Regions from separate parts of the Homo sapiens genome. Here region 1 is linked to region 2. The links are chromatin loops, found by intact Hi-C in ENCODE. Cell type or tissue: Panc1. All regions are shown on one strand. Links, peaks and the distances in the headings refer to the core of each region. The heading gives the core; the rest is flanking DNA.

Region 1 (7,453 bases), core at 1,562-6,561, 510 kb before region 2:
AAATAGACCATGAAGCTATAGACAAGCTTCTCTCGTGAGCATCCATGTGCCAGTGGGAACGCTGTCCTGAAGTTAATTGCACTGAGTGGAAGTGAATTCCTCTCACTGGAAAGGATTTTTAAAACATGCATTTAGCGTCCCTTGGATTGTGACAGAGTGTGCATTGCTGTCAGGTGGGCAAGGAGAGGAGGAGGAAGGGTGTTCCCCCTGTTCAGGAATCTCTTTGACAGTGACTAAAGTAGGGGTCCCCAACCCCTGGGCCATGGGCCAATACCGGTAGGGTATGTGGCCTGTTAGGAACTTTGCCACACAGCAAGAGGTGAACAGCGGGCAAGCAAGCAAAGCTTCATCTGTACTTACAGCCACTCCCCATTGTTCACGTTACCGCCTGAGCTCTGCCTCCTGTCAGATCAAGGACTGCATTAGATTCTCATAGGAGCGTGAGCCCTATTGTGAACTGTGCACGCGAGGGATCTAGGTTGCACACTCTTTATGAGAATCTAATGCCTGATGATCTGTCACTGTGTCCCATCACCCCCAGATGGGACCGACTAGTTGCAGGAAAACAAGCTCAGGGCTTCCACTGATTTCTACGTTATGGCAAGTTGTAGAATTATTTCATTATACATTACTGTGTAATAATAATAGAAATAAAGTGGCTGGGCGTGGTGGTTCACACCTATAATCCCAGCACTTTGGGAGGTCGAGGCGAGTGAATCACTTGAGGTCAGGACTTCGAGACCAGCCTGGGAAACATGGTGAAAATACAAAAATTAGCCAGATGTGTTGGTGGACACCTGTAATCCCAGCTCCTCAGGAAGCTGAGTCAGGAGAATCGCTTGAACCTGAGAGGCAGAGGTTGCAGTGAGCCGAGATCACACCAGTGCACTCCAGCCTGGGCAACAGAGCCAGACTCCGTCTCAAAAAAATGAAATAAAGTGCACAAGAAATGTAATGCACTTGAGTCATCCCAAAACCACCCTCCTCTCCCGGGTCCATGGAAAAACTGTTGTCCATGAAGCTGGTCCCTGATGCCAAAAAGGTTGGGGACCATTGGACTGAAGAAGGTAGGGCCTGAAGACCTGGTATTGCCATAACACTGGGGCTTCCAGTGGTTTCTCTGGACACGGGAACGTTGGTTTCTTGAAGCAGGAGTTGAAAGTCTTGGCACAGAGAACGACTCAGTGGGCTGTGGTACTTCCCTGTGCACAGAGCCCAAGTTGCTGGGATCTGGAGGATCCGGAGATGATGGAGGAGGCTGTTCCATGCCAGGGTTATTAGTGGAGTTCTGCACGCAGGCCTTGCCTACCGTCAGCAAAGGAGGTGGCCCTGGGGTGCTGGCTCTGGGGCTCCCAGATCATAAGGGGCCCCTCCAGAGAAGTGGGCTCTCCAGCCCCAGATGTTCTGGTTTTAGTTTGTTGCTCTGCCGTTGCAGAGTGAAATGTGTATTTTCAGGCAGGACAGTCTTCCCCACTCCATAGCCCTTGCTTGTTAGTTTCTTTGGTTTAAAAAGGATACAAGCTGCTCGGTGAGCACTTGCACCCCATGACCAATTAATTACCCTGTGTCTGTACCACCTGCAATACCGCTCACACCCAGTCCTATCCTTACCCAGCTGGGAAGAGTCCAGTGTTTGCAGAGCGCTCTGAAATTTCCTCTAGATGAAAAAGCCTGTGAGGACCTGGGGATTTTAGTGTGACTTTCTAGTCTGTTTGGAGGTGGGAGAGCTGACACCGGCAGAAGGATCCAGTCCTTTTCTGTAGGAGGAACCTCTTGTGGGAGCGTTCTTGTTGGCTCCAAAGTGACGCCACTGTGTTGTGTGGCAAGTGGTACCGGGAGGTGGCCTAACTGTGTTGACCTCCACATCCGCATGTCCCTTTGCAGGAAGGCCTGCTTGCCCCTGTGTATTTCCTTTTTGAAAAACTTTTATTATCATTATTTTTTGAGACAGAGTCTTGCTCTGTCGCCCAGGCTGGAGTGCAGCGACACGATCTCGGCTCACTGCAACCTCTGCCTTCCAAGCTCAAGCGATTCTCCTGCCTCAGCCTCCCAAGTAGCTGGAATTACAGGTGCGTGCCACCACCTCTGGCTAATTTTTTGTATTTTTAGTAGAGACGGGGTTTCATCATGTTGGCCAGGCTGGTCTTAAACTCCTGACCTCAGGTGGTCTGCCCGCCTTGGCCTCCCAAAGTGTCGGGATTACAGGCATGAGCCACTGCGCCGGGCTGCCCCTGTGTATTTCTTTGCACAAAGATGTTTAGCAAGGAGCCACGGTGGATAAAAGTAACAGTAATGCTTACAACTGTGCCGTCGTTATTGTTTACTCAAACTTCGGTGGTAGGGTGAATGGAGCCATTGTGAAACTGGACTTCTGCATCTAAGTGTTCTTTTTTCCTTCTTTGTTCACAGCGGGGCCTTTTCCGAAGTGGTTTTAGCTGAAGAGAAGGCAACTGGCAAGCTCTTTGCTGTGAAGTGTATCCCTAAGAAGGCGCTGAAGGGCAAGGAAAGCAGCATAGAGAATGAGATAGCCGTCCTGAGAAAGTAAGTGCTGGAGGGCAACCCTCCTCCCTTCCCTACCTCCTGGCCCGTGTGTCCTGCAGGAGTCCTGCCCCGGAGGCAGACTTTCCCCGGGGGCAGAGGGGCCCCCAGAGGACCCAGGCTGTGCAAACGATAACCAACTTTCAAAGCACTTTTCCCATAGACCTCTCGTGTCTTAGAACATTCACGGCCATGGTTGGGAGTAGTTCTCAATTACAAAGAGCACAGCTGTCAGGCAGACTTGCTTGTGAACCGAGACCCTGCCACTCACCATATCCGAGTGACCGTGGGCCGGCTACAGAGCCCTGAGTCTTCTCTGTAAAATGGAGTTACCGGCGTCTCCCTGGCAGGGTGTTGTAAAGATTTGGTGAGATGCTGCTTACTAAGTTTTTGTGAAGTGCTCACTGCAGCACTCGCCACATAGGAAGTGCTCAGTAAAGGTCTGTGCTGTCGCCACCGCTGTGAGTACTGTTGCTGTTATTACTGCTTTATTTATAATAAGGTGATGAAGCTCACAAAATAGAGTCACGTGTCCAAAGCCTTGCAGCTCCTATGTGGCAGAGCCTGGAATACCAACCCGGCCAGTGTTACTTCCACACGTTCCGATGGTTTCTCCCATTCTCTGCCACAGACATGGCGCCTGGCACCCAGCAGGCTGCGTGGAGTTCACTGTTTCAGTGCTTACCTCCTCATTGAGTTTTATTTTTGCTCACTGTGTGTAATAGAAATAAAATAGATTTTTCTTTCTTTTTTTTATTTCCTTTCTTTCCCTCCCCACTCCCCTCCCCTTTGCTCCCCTCCCCTCTCCTCTCCTTTCCTTTCCTGACAGAATCTCGCTCTGTTGCCCAGGCTGGAGTACAATGGCGCAATCTCAGCTCACTGCAACTTCCACCTCCTGGCTTCAAGCGATTCTCCCGCCTCAGCCTCCCGAAGCTGGGATTACAGGCATCTGCCATCATGCCCAGCTAATTTTTGTATTTTTGTAGAGATGAGGTTTCTCCATGTTGGCCAGGCTGGTCTTGAACTCCTGACCTCAGGTGATCCGCCCGCCTTGGCCTCCCAAAGTGCTGAGTTTACAGGCATGAGCCACTGCGCCTGGCCAAGATTTTCATTTATTTCTATTACACATGGGGAGCAAAAATATAAGAAAGTCCTCTCTTGTATAATGGCACACATAGAACCATTCATTTTTTCTTTTTTTCTCCAGGCAGGATCTTGCTCTGTTGCCCAGTCTGGAGTGCAGTGGCAGTCTTGTCTCACCGCAGCCTCAACTCTTGAGCTCAAGTGATCTTCCCACCTCTGGCTCCTGAGTAGCTAGGACTGTAGGCACACGCTATTATGCCTGGCTAATTAAAAAAAAATTTTTTTTTTAAGAGATGGAGGGCTCACTGTGTTGCCCAGGCTGGTCTTGAACTCCTGGCCTCAAGCAGTCCTCCTACCGCAGCCTCCCAGATTGCTGGGATTATAGGCATGAGCCATGGCGCCTGGCTCCCAGAACCATTCTGATGTGTCTGGATCCATCCCAGCGATGTTCTTTCATAAGTGTGGTGTCCACACCGTTCCCCACACTGTCATGATTAAGCCATTGCCCCGTCATCTCCAAAGGTTTGGGGGAACAAGCCCTTGTATGGTACCTGATTTTGCATGTTTGGAGTGTGTCTGAGCAGTGTGCTATGGAAATTTTTAAGAGTTGCTATTAATAAAAGATGTTGGAAATATCCTTGAAATTTTTGGGGTTTGGAATCAGCACATAGCAAGAATCTCTGTACAGATAAGCAAAGCAGAATGAGAACAAGCCTTCTAGGGCCTCAACACAAAATGTCACGCTCCTCACATTCTTTCTGAATAAACCGTCTCGCCCACTCCTCTCTTACTGGGACCAGCAGTGTCCACCCAACGATGTTCAGCCATCATTTGCACAAACCCAGCACTGCTGAGAGGGCCAGGACAGTCTGTCCTCTTCTGACCTTTGTGTAACTCACAGAAGAAGCTACAGCATGCGGGATAAGTGTTTGAGAACAAACAGGTCTCTTTAACTTTGTAGCTTAAGGGTTTTGCTTATTTGTTTGGTAGTTTGGTCGTTTCTAGGTTCTCTGGATTGTCTATTAGGAACCCAGTGAGTTTCAGGTTGTCCTGAGGAGGATTGCAGGAAATGATTGTATGGAAGAGAATCTGGGAAAACAAATTAAGTATATTAGCATCTAGCAGGAAAACACGATGTTAATGAGACATTTATTTAAATTGCTCATTTTCCAATGTGAAATCAGTACTTGGAGAAGAAGTTATTTGCTGGTGACATTAAGTTGCAGACACATTACAGATATTTGACATTGTAGATTGAATTCTGGGTGGGCCCAGAGCCTTCCAAAGGTTTTACGTTGGGCACAGGGGCTGTCTGTTGATGGATCGAGGGTGATGACTGTATTTTGGTGTGATTCCCTTAGGGCTGAGAAGTACAAAAGGGGAGGAAGTCAGTTTCATTTTTTAGCATTATTTTTCATTTGCATGAGCAGAGGCCATGGATGCAGGCTTTATAAACCAGTCCTGTTGATGCCGTGGATGGTCTGCTTTAATTGTCTTCACCCTGCGCCTCACTCAAATAATCACTTCCAGGGAGAGGGCATTTAAAAACCAAGGAGGGCCAGAGGGCTGGAATAACTTGTTTTGATAGTTGTTCAGTATCCGCTGCTGGAGTACCTGGAAGCGTGACCCCTCTTTCAGGAGTCAAGAACAAAGAAGTGATTTCTCCAGGGATGCGAAGGTGATCTATAGTAACTCCCGCACTGACTTTTTTTTTTGGTCCTCTGCAAATGATTTACATATGGAGTAAGAGGCAGTTCCACATCATGAGCAGCTGAAAGCAAAGTCAATGAGCTAGAAAGAAAATAGTTTGAAACCACTCAGAATGTTGTCATGGAGACATTCATTCATTTAACAAATATTTATTAAATTCTCACTGTGCAGCAGGCCGCACTGCTGGGCACTGAGTTTAGATAAGGTGCTCTCCTTGCCCTCTGGGAGCTCACAGTTTTGTCACTAAGTACGTGCAGTGGCATTGCAGATGCTGTGTAGTAGCATGGCCAGGGCCTCAAGGGTAGGGGGTGCTGTCTTCTTCCTTTGGGGTGGGATGGGAGGAGAGGATTCATGGAGGAGGAGGGCCTGGACAATGAGCATAGTTTGCAGGGTCAGAAACGCAGAGGGACATTCCATCCAGAAGTGGCAGCCCAAACAGAGGTCAGGAGATAGGAGACAGAAAGGCTGGTGTGCTGGGGAACTCTCCAGGGCAAAGGGTTCAGGGGGAGGCCTGGAGACACCTAAGGTTGGAGAGGTGGGATTGTGGAGGGCCTTGTGTACCCACTTTGAACTTCATCCTCTAGACACGGGGGAGCCATCGGAGGGTTTTGATGAAAGGAGCAACATGATCAAGATTAATTTTTGAAGATTGTTGCGGCAGAACTGAGAAGAATGGACTGGGGGGCCAGGACTCTATGTATGTAGGGAGAATAGTGAGGAGGCTGTTGGAAGAATCTGGTGGAGAAATGAAGAAGCAGCACATTAACACAGAAGCTCTGGAGTTGGGATGGAAGAAACAGTTATGAGTGTGTGAACACAGTGGAATCTGTAGGACTTAGAGATTCGGAAGGAATGGGGAGAGCAGGGAGGGAGACGGAGGATTCCAGGAGGGCTGCCGAGTTTCTGACATGGATGCCTGGGTGGATGATGACCCCATTCACTGAGAACAGAAATACCAGAGCGGGAGGGCAGGTCAAGAGTCTGGACATGCTGAACTTGGGGGTTGGGAGGATGCCCTGGTAGAGAGGTCCAGTTGACTGTCCAGTTCTGGAACTCAGATTGTGATCTGGACTTGCTGATTGGTAAAGTTTTTCAGACACAGCATGTAAGAAAAAAGTCCTGGCCGGGTGCCACGGCTCACGCCTGTAATCCCAGCACTTTGGGAGGCTGAGGCAGGTGGATCACGAGGTCAGGAGATCGAGACAATCCTGGCTAATACGGTGAAACCCCGTCTCTACTAAAAATACACAAAAAAATTGGCCGGGTATGGTGGTGGGCGCCTGTAGTCCCAGCTACTCGGGAGACTGAGGCAGGAGAATGGTGTGAACCCGGGAGGCAGAGCTTGAAGTGAGCCCAGATCGCGCCACTGCACTCCAGCCTGGGCGACAGAGCGAGACTCCATCTCAAAAAAAAAAAAAAAAAAAGAAAAAAGAAAAAAGTCTTTTGATGATTTTCATGACTAAGTCATTGTAGACAGGATCCCAAATAGACTGCCTTAAATTCCAACGTCTTTGTTGATTTCCACACTATTTTTGCTTATTTCCTGACTGTTTGTTGATTTCCACGCTATTTGTGTTTGTTTCCTGGCCATTGGTTTATTTCCACGCTATTTTCCATGGAAGTAGGCCCATTTGAATCCCAGCTGCTGGACCACCAGGGGACTGCTAAGCCGGCCCATTGGAAAGACTGCCTGCCCCCCTTTATGCTGAGTTTATTGTAGGCTGAGAAATTTATTTATTTCACTGGACTGAAGTGATGTAGCTAACATGTCCTTAAGGATGTCTTTGTACTTGCTCTGGAAATTGTTTCAAAATGAATTTTCTACTTGATCAGTAGATATTAAATGAAGCTCAGAGGGAAACATTCTGATAAACATGGAGGTAGGCTGTTGCTCTGCAGCTGTGAGGACCGGCAGCCTTGCTCTGGCATCAGCGGCTGGATCTAGAAAATTCAGCATAAGCTACTCTAGATAGAACAGTTAGTTGTGATCCCACAACAGAGTATTTTATGCGGTATGGAATAAACATCATCGGTGTTATTCTCTTTGGGTTGGATTACAGAGTTTATGATTTCTGTGGCATTATTTATTTCGAGGGCAGGCACTGCTGACATCTAATTTCAA
Region 2 (7,453 bases), core at 860-5,859:
GGACAGTTGTGATTGTGTTATAAAACCCAAGCAAGTAGGAATGAGTATAAATTATGGATTTTCCAGCCATTCTAAAATCTTCCTGAGGATACAAAGCAGAATCGCAGAGAGCTGGAACACACAGTTCCACCTCCTCACAGAACTGCTGTTACTGCAGTGGGCTTCCGGTGATGATCTACCTAACAGTGTGGGAAGCAGTTCTGTAAAACACTGGTTCATCTGCTGAAAACATATCAGAGATGTTGTTTATTACATGACGCAGCCTCATCTCAAAGGTGATGGCTGGGAGCATCCCCTCTGGTCTTGTGTGGACGAAAACAGTCAAACTCTGTAGAATATCTGAAGATATTTATTCTGAGCCAAATATGAATGACCATGGCCCGTGACACAGCCTTCAGGAGGTGCTGAGAACATATGCCCAGGATGGTCAGGGTGCAGCTCGGTTTTATACATTCTAGGGAGGCATGAGACATCAATCAAATACATTTGAGAAATACACTGGTTTGGTGGAGAAAGGTGGGACAATTCAAAAGGAATGGGGATGGGGGCTTTCAGGCTACAGATAAACTTAAACATTTTCTGGCTGCCAATTGGTTGAGTTTGTCTAAAGACCTGGGATCAATAGAAAGGAAATATTCAGGTTCAGATAAAAGATTGTGGAGACTGAGGTTCTTTTGAAGTCTCATAGTGGCTGCCCTTAGAGACAACAGATGACAACTGTTTCCTATTCAGACCTTTAGAAGGTGCTGGACTCTCAGTTAATCTCCTCAGGATTGGGAGGGCCTGGAAGAAAAAGATCTAGCTATGTTAACAGAGATTCTTTAGAGATGTAAATTTCCCCCCCACCACCCAGAAAGGACAGTTTTACAGGGCCATTTCAAAATACGCAAAGAACCATGTTTTGGGGTAAAATATTTTGATTTTCTTCTTTGCCACATAATGTTATGCCAGATTCAGAAAGGAAAGTAAGTAGCAATATGTAGGGTTAAATAAAACCCATCTGACGAGAATTTATGGCTTGTAGGGCATGACTCCCCAGACCCCTTAGATAAGAATTGGTGCAAGATAAGAAAAAAATCAGAGCTTAGTCCTCAGTCTGAATATAAGGAATAATTGTGCTTCTCCTGAACAATTGGCCTGCTTTTATCTTGTGACTGACTAACCGAGTTTCCCTTTTGCAATGGTTGCTAGAAAGCTTAGAGTCAACCATGTGGTCCACCCATTGTATGTACATAAGATGCCATGGGATGCTTTTTTTGTACTGGATTCTTCTCCAGTCCTCCTTAATGTTCCTACTTCTACTATTCTCATATTTTAAACCTGTGCCACACTATTTTATATATGCATTCTTACAAACAGTCTTAAATGTTTTCTGTTATAAGGGATGATATTGAAACCCCCTTTGGAAAATTATGACAGACAGTGAAAGCTTATCTAAAGAGATAAGCAAGACTCTGTCTTGTTCTAACCTCCAAGCTATCCTTGTTCGTTCCTGGGGGTAGGCTGAACTAACTTTGGGAGAAACTTAGTTTATGGTTTAAGTAAAGATGGTAACAGCCCTTTCCCAAGCAGACCTCCTTTTTGCTTGGGGACTAGATTGCCTTCGTAGGACTAACATTAGCCACAAGATTAGAAATTACGGTTTAGGAGTCATGCAGCTGGAGGCTACAAGATTCTGACCCTCCCTAAACTGCTCCTAAGATCAGTGCATGAGATATTTTGCATGCCCTGCACTTGATGGATCATCTGACACTACCCAGATCAATAAACTTGCTCATCTGCTCTTATGGCCCCCACCCAGTAACTGACTCAGTGCAAGAAGACAGCTGACTCACGGCCATTTCATCTCTGACCAATCAGCACCCTTGGCTCACTGGCTTACCGATTTCATCTCTGACCAATCAGCACTCCTGGCTCACTGGCTTACCAATTTCATCTCTGACCAATCAGCACTCCTGGCTCACTGGCTTACCCCCACCCACCAAGTTATTTTTAAAAACTTTGCTCCCCGAATGTTCGGGGAGACTGATTTGAGTAATAACAAAACCCTGGTCTCCCACACAGCCGGCTCTGTGTGAATTACTCTTTCTCTATTGCAGTTCCCCTGTCTTGATTTATCAGCTCTGTCTAGGCAGTGGGCAAGTTGAACCCCTTGGGTGGTTACAATATAAATAATTGTTCTAGGCATGGTGTCCTGCTAATTTTCCATCCTCTATTTGATTTTTATGTATGTATCAATACATCTCCAGTCTTCCTATACACTCCATGAAACTGAAACTGTCATGCCCTTGGGTACCTTCCTTAACATCAGAGCTCATGACAACAGCTAACACAACCTTCTCTAGGGGCAGATAGGAATGCTTTATGTGTGTAGATGTTTATGGATTCATTGAATCACAACAATCTTTTTATGTCTACTTCACAGATAAGAAAACTAAGGCACATCAAGGTTCAGTACCTTCAAAGCCACGTAAATAGTAAGGAATGGATCTAAGATTAAAAACCCAGTCGCCTAGCGCCAGAGTCTGTTCCACCAGATGTACCACCTCTCTACAAACTCATGGAAACTCTGGGATACAAATGCTTCAGTATTTTGGCTTGCATGCTTTGTAAGATATTAACAAGAAGGGCTGGGAAGCCTTCCTTGTTAATATAATATCTTGCAAGTTCTGGGATGAGGTAGAATTGTATGTTCTAGCTCTCTGCGATCCTGCTTTTTATCCCGAGGAAGATTTTAGAATGGCTGGAAAACTCATAACTTACACTCATTCTTAGTGTGAGTCGTTTTTTTTTGTTGTTGTTGATGTTGTTGTTTTTTGAGACATTGTCTCGCTCTGTCGTCACGCTGGAGTGCAATGGTGCCATCTCGGCTCACTGCAACCTCCGCCTCCCTGATTCAAGTGATTCTCCTGCCTCAGCCTCCCAAGTAGCTGGGACTACAGGTGCACACCACCATGCCCAGATAATTTTTGTATTTTTAGTAGACAGGGTTTCACCATGTTGGCCAGGTTGGTCTCGATCTCCTGACCTCGTGATCCACCTGCCTCAGCCTCCGAAAGTGCAGGGATTACAGGCGTGAGCCACTGTGCCCGGCCAGCATGGGTTTTAAAAGTCAATCACAACTGTCCTCTCAGTTCATCCTCAAACACCTCTCTGAGTCAGGGGCTATTAAACCTGTTTTACAGATTAAGACATGAAATGTAACAGTAGCTGGACAGCTAGAAATTGGTCTTCACGAAATAAATTACATAAAATTTCTTTCATGTGTGAACCCTGAAAATCTGAGCCAGGTCTCAGTTAATTTAGAAAGTTTGTTTTGCCAAGCTTGAGGACATGTGCCTGTGACACAGCCTCAGGAGATCCTCACGACATGTGCCCAAGGTGGTCAGGGCACAGCTTACTTTTATACATTCTAGGGAGCCATGAGATAGCAATCAATACATGTAAGATGTACACTGGTCCTGGCTAACATGATGAAACCCCATCTCTACTAAAAAAATATAAAAAATTAGCCGGGTATGGTGGTGGGTGCCTGTAGTCCTAGCTACTGGGGAGGCTGAGGCAGGAGAATGGCGTGAACCTGGAAGGCGGAGCTTGCAGTGAGCCAAGATCAGGGGCCACTGCACTCCAGCCTGGGCGACAGAATGAGACTCTGTCTAATAAATAAATAAATAAAAGACATACACTGGTTCTGTCCTGAAAGGCAGGACAACTGAAGTAAGGAGAAGGCTTCTAGGTCACAGGTAGATGAGAGACAAATGGTTACATCCTTTTGAGTTTCTGATCAGCTTTTCCCAAGGGAGGCAATCAGATATGCATTTATCTCGGTGAGCAGAGGGATGACTTTGAATAGAGTGGGAGGCAGGTTGTCCCTAAGCAATTCTCAGCTTGACTTTCCTCTTTAGCTTAGTGATTTTGCAGCCCCAAGATTTCCGAGATTTATTTATTTTTCACACATGTAATAGGATTGGCAAAATATAGCTAAAAATAGTATGTCTAAGTAGAAGTCTTAATGAATACAGATCTCTTTGTTAAATAAGAAGTAATTTTTAATTAGATTAACCTGCCTCTCTTGGTTTCAAACAGTCCTAATCTTCCTAGAGTGCTAATTGTTTATATCCTACAAGGATCTTATGTTTAGTGTTTTTAACTTTTTGGAAGTAGCTGGATGAAATAGATATGGACCTAGGAGAAAAGCAATACCATATAAACACGTCACATCAAAACATCCTACTATTGATCAACTTATTAGCATAAAAATGGTCCAATGGGCATCAGAATATTGAAAAAACAAGGAGATGATGTTGCTGATTCAGGAACTTCTCACTTCTTATTCTTTATTTCTCCTTGGAAGGTAGTTAATGAGATTATAGTTTTAATCCTGGGCATGCTTGGCCACTCTATCTTTAGTATAGGCTTATGGATATTAAGAACGTTCTTGCTTAATAATTACGATATGAAGCTAATGCTGTTTCCTTCTCTTCGATATCCTGCTCATTCCTCAACAGTCAGGGCCCAGGCAATGTCCTACCCCCTCCACAGAATAGCTCCTCCATTCCTGCCCACTTGAACCCACGTTGACACAACTTCCTTCTAAATCCCTGCAACATTCTCTTTGGCATGTATGGACACATTCAATACTTACCAGTTGATGCTGTCAATCATACATCAATGTCATATATATATATCAGTCATTAGATATAAGTTCCATCCAGACAGGAACCGAGTCTCTTTACATTACCAAGTCCACATCACCATGTACAATGATAGGGCACTATAAATGTTTGTTGAATTAATAAGTTCAGGAAAGAATGAGTGAACGAATGAGTGGGAAGTGAGTTGGAAGACCTCTGCAACTGACCAACTCTGCCCTTGCTTAGGGTAATGTTTCTCTAAAAGAGGTCTTTGAATCTTCTGCATCAGAATCATCTGAAATGATTGAGATGCAAAATCCTGGGCTCCATCCCCAGTTCCTTTCATTAGAATATCTGGAGTTGAGCCTAGGAATTTGCAGCTTAACAAGCACCCTAGGTGATTTTTTTTTTTTAGACAGGGTCTCATTCCCATCACCCAAACTGGAGTACAATGGTACGATCTTGGCCCACTGCACCCTTGCCCTCCCGGGCTCAGGTGATTCTCCCACCTCAGCCTCTGAGTAGCTGGGACCACAGGTATGCACCACCACGCTCAGCTAATCAGGTGATTCTTTAGCCCACAAATTTGAGAGCCACTGGTTTACCAGGGTATGTTTTAGCAGATATTTTTTGACTGCTTCATTGGAATAATCTGAATTACACACCACACCTCTCCACAGATTTTATAATTAAGCTCAAACTTGTAACAGTTTGTAATATTCTTTTGTAAGAAATCAATTTTCCTGGAAGAAAGAGATGTTTAGTTTTGGGCACCAGTGTTGTGAGATCACTGGAATTAAGGCAAACAGCAAAACCCATAGTATTTGTATACCATGATGAGACAGCCAAATGCCTAGGCAGATAAAACAGTGTCCCCAGAGAACCTCCGACCCACCCCACAAGTGTTGACATCAGATGCTTTTGTGCAGATGAGGGAACCTGCCCAGGGCCTCGTCTGAGCCTGCCCACACGTGCACTGGGGGAACGGGGTGGAGCCACAGGCAGCGGGAGGAGCCTGGCTCTTCAGTTCTTGTGTGGTGACCTGGGATTCAATCTGTGAGGTGGGGGACTTGTTAGCAGGAAGCCACCTCACTTTGCTGAGTTTTTTTGTTTTTTTCCCTTTTCGCCCAATAAAACCCTCCTCTGCCCACCCTTCAATGTGTCTACATATAATTCTCCTGGTCTTCTGACAAGCTAGAGCCCAGTTTTAGCTGAACTAAGGAGCAAAATTCTGCAACATTTTGGCTCCTAGGTGTGGGGCTTGAGGAGGGGTGGGTAAGATGTGAACCAAAAAATCTTTTTCCCCTTTCGCTTCCAAGCCTTTTTGTCCTTGGGCTTCTTCTGAGGGTAGAGGAAACTGCACACCCCCTCACCCCAATGGCTGCAGGCACCTGCGAGATAGACTGGCGAATGGTGGGTTCCCCGCTCCCCTCCCAGCCAGGGTTGGGGTGCATGGCCCATGGCCCAAGGGTGCCCAATGGTGGACAGCAATTAAGTTTCTCTCCCTGTCGGAGGAACCCATTTGTATAAGAGTAAGAGGTATTTTCCCCAGGCATCTTTCCAACCCTGCATTTTAAACTATTTTTTCCTTTTCTCTACCCTGTCAGCATTTAACTTTTAAGTGAGAGGTTTTTTTTTTCCTTTTTGAAGACATTTTACTAGGCCAGGAATAAGGATCACTGTTTATATTCTCTGTAAAGTTTTAATTATGAAAAAGGATTTGTGAGGTTGGTCTTAAGCTGTAGCCAGTCTTGTGGGCTTTGCATGACTTTCTGTATGGTGAGTAGCAAACCTTGCTGCGGGCCTCCATCTTGTTTTAGGGAGCATGACCTGTAACCACGTGGCAACGTTTTGTCTTAGCCTCCACCATTTTACAATGGCGGCCGGGTTCAATCCTGGCTTAGGGAATAAGTCCTTTCTGGTTTGATATCTGCATGATCTGTTGCTGATTCTCTTCCCCTCCACGAACCACCTTTTATCTTCCTTTCTCTGAGCACCTGGGACATCACCTTTAGCAAAGTTTGAAAGCCAGAAATATTGGCCACTTGGCACGGCTAGTTGGGTAATAAGGCAGTTAAAAGGTTTTTCTCAAAGAGCACTCAGCTTAATTAAAAGTGGATATCCAAGTTATAAGTATATTTAAAAGGTCTTTACGTTTTTTGTTTGTTTGTTTGTTTTCTTGGATCTCTTTGCTGGAAAAGGGCTTTTTCTCAGTAGACTGAATTATTTTTCTCCATTTTGCCTTGTCACTCTTAATGTATGCATGAGAGGCCCTAAGATAACTCCTGGGGGCATGGGACTCCTTGGGAAAAACAGACAAGGTGCCACTAACCCCGTTTTGGGAAGAAACCTGTTTTTCTCATGGAACCCCGGGAATTAAATGCAGATATATCCCTCTCAAAATCTGTTTTTGCCTCCCAGTCATGCCTATTTTATTAGGCCTTAAAAGCTGCATGTTTTTCTGGCCCTGTCTCTTAAAAGGCAACACCCGGAAGCCAATAATCCAATTAGGAGATTGGCAGACGAAAAATTTCACAGCTACTGCATTTTCTTCTGCTTGTGTAGTTAAATATGTGTCGTGTATGTGATGTCTATAAAAAAGAGCTCTACTTCATTGACTTAAAAGAGGATAAGCACTTGAATCAAATATTTTTTAAAAGGGAAGATAAAAGCTGTGGTACCTTTCAGTTCACATGACTTTAATCCTCGAGGAATAAAAGCAGCCTTAAAGATTATTGGTAAAATGTAGATGTCATCAAAATGTAAATAGGTGATCTAAATTATGCAGGTCAGATATTAGGTTTGCTAAATGTTTTAAG

The links. Peaks named below come from ENCODE experiments on the same cell type or tissue, not always from the same donor. Only the 100,000 strongest peaks of a DNase experiment are listed, where the experiment ranks them.
Region 1: it touches region 2 in a loop (5-fold over the local background); 2 of 110 quality-filtered maps call a loop at or near these places.

The regions. Positions count from the first base shown.
Region 1 is chr10:12,550,816-12,558,268 of GRCh38, forward strand. It overlaps CAMK1D (calcium/calmodulin dependent protein kinase ID), which reads left to right. Exons shown (of 11, transcript NM_153498.4): 2 at 2,410-2,541. Among named protein-coding and RNA genes, the nearest start is that of MIR4480, 24 kb to the right of the region's middle. RefSeq lists an enhancer at 2,138-2,638 and a silencer at 2,877-3,074. In Panc1, for the core only: no CTCF peak of the experiment used is centred there; no DNase peak of the experiment used is centred there.
Region 2 is chr10:13,061,129-13,068,581 of GRCh38, forward strand. It overlaps a transcript of CCDC3 not described here. Among named protein-coding and RNA genes, the nearest start is that of OPTN, 35 kb to the right of the region's middle. RefSeq lists enhancers at 5,084-5,598, 5,599-6,112. In Panc1, for the core only: no CTCF peak of the experiment used is centred there; no DNase peak of the experiment used is centred there; H3K27me3 peaks cover 345 bases.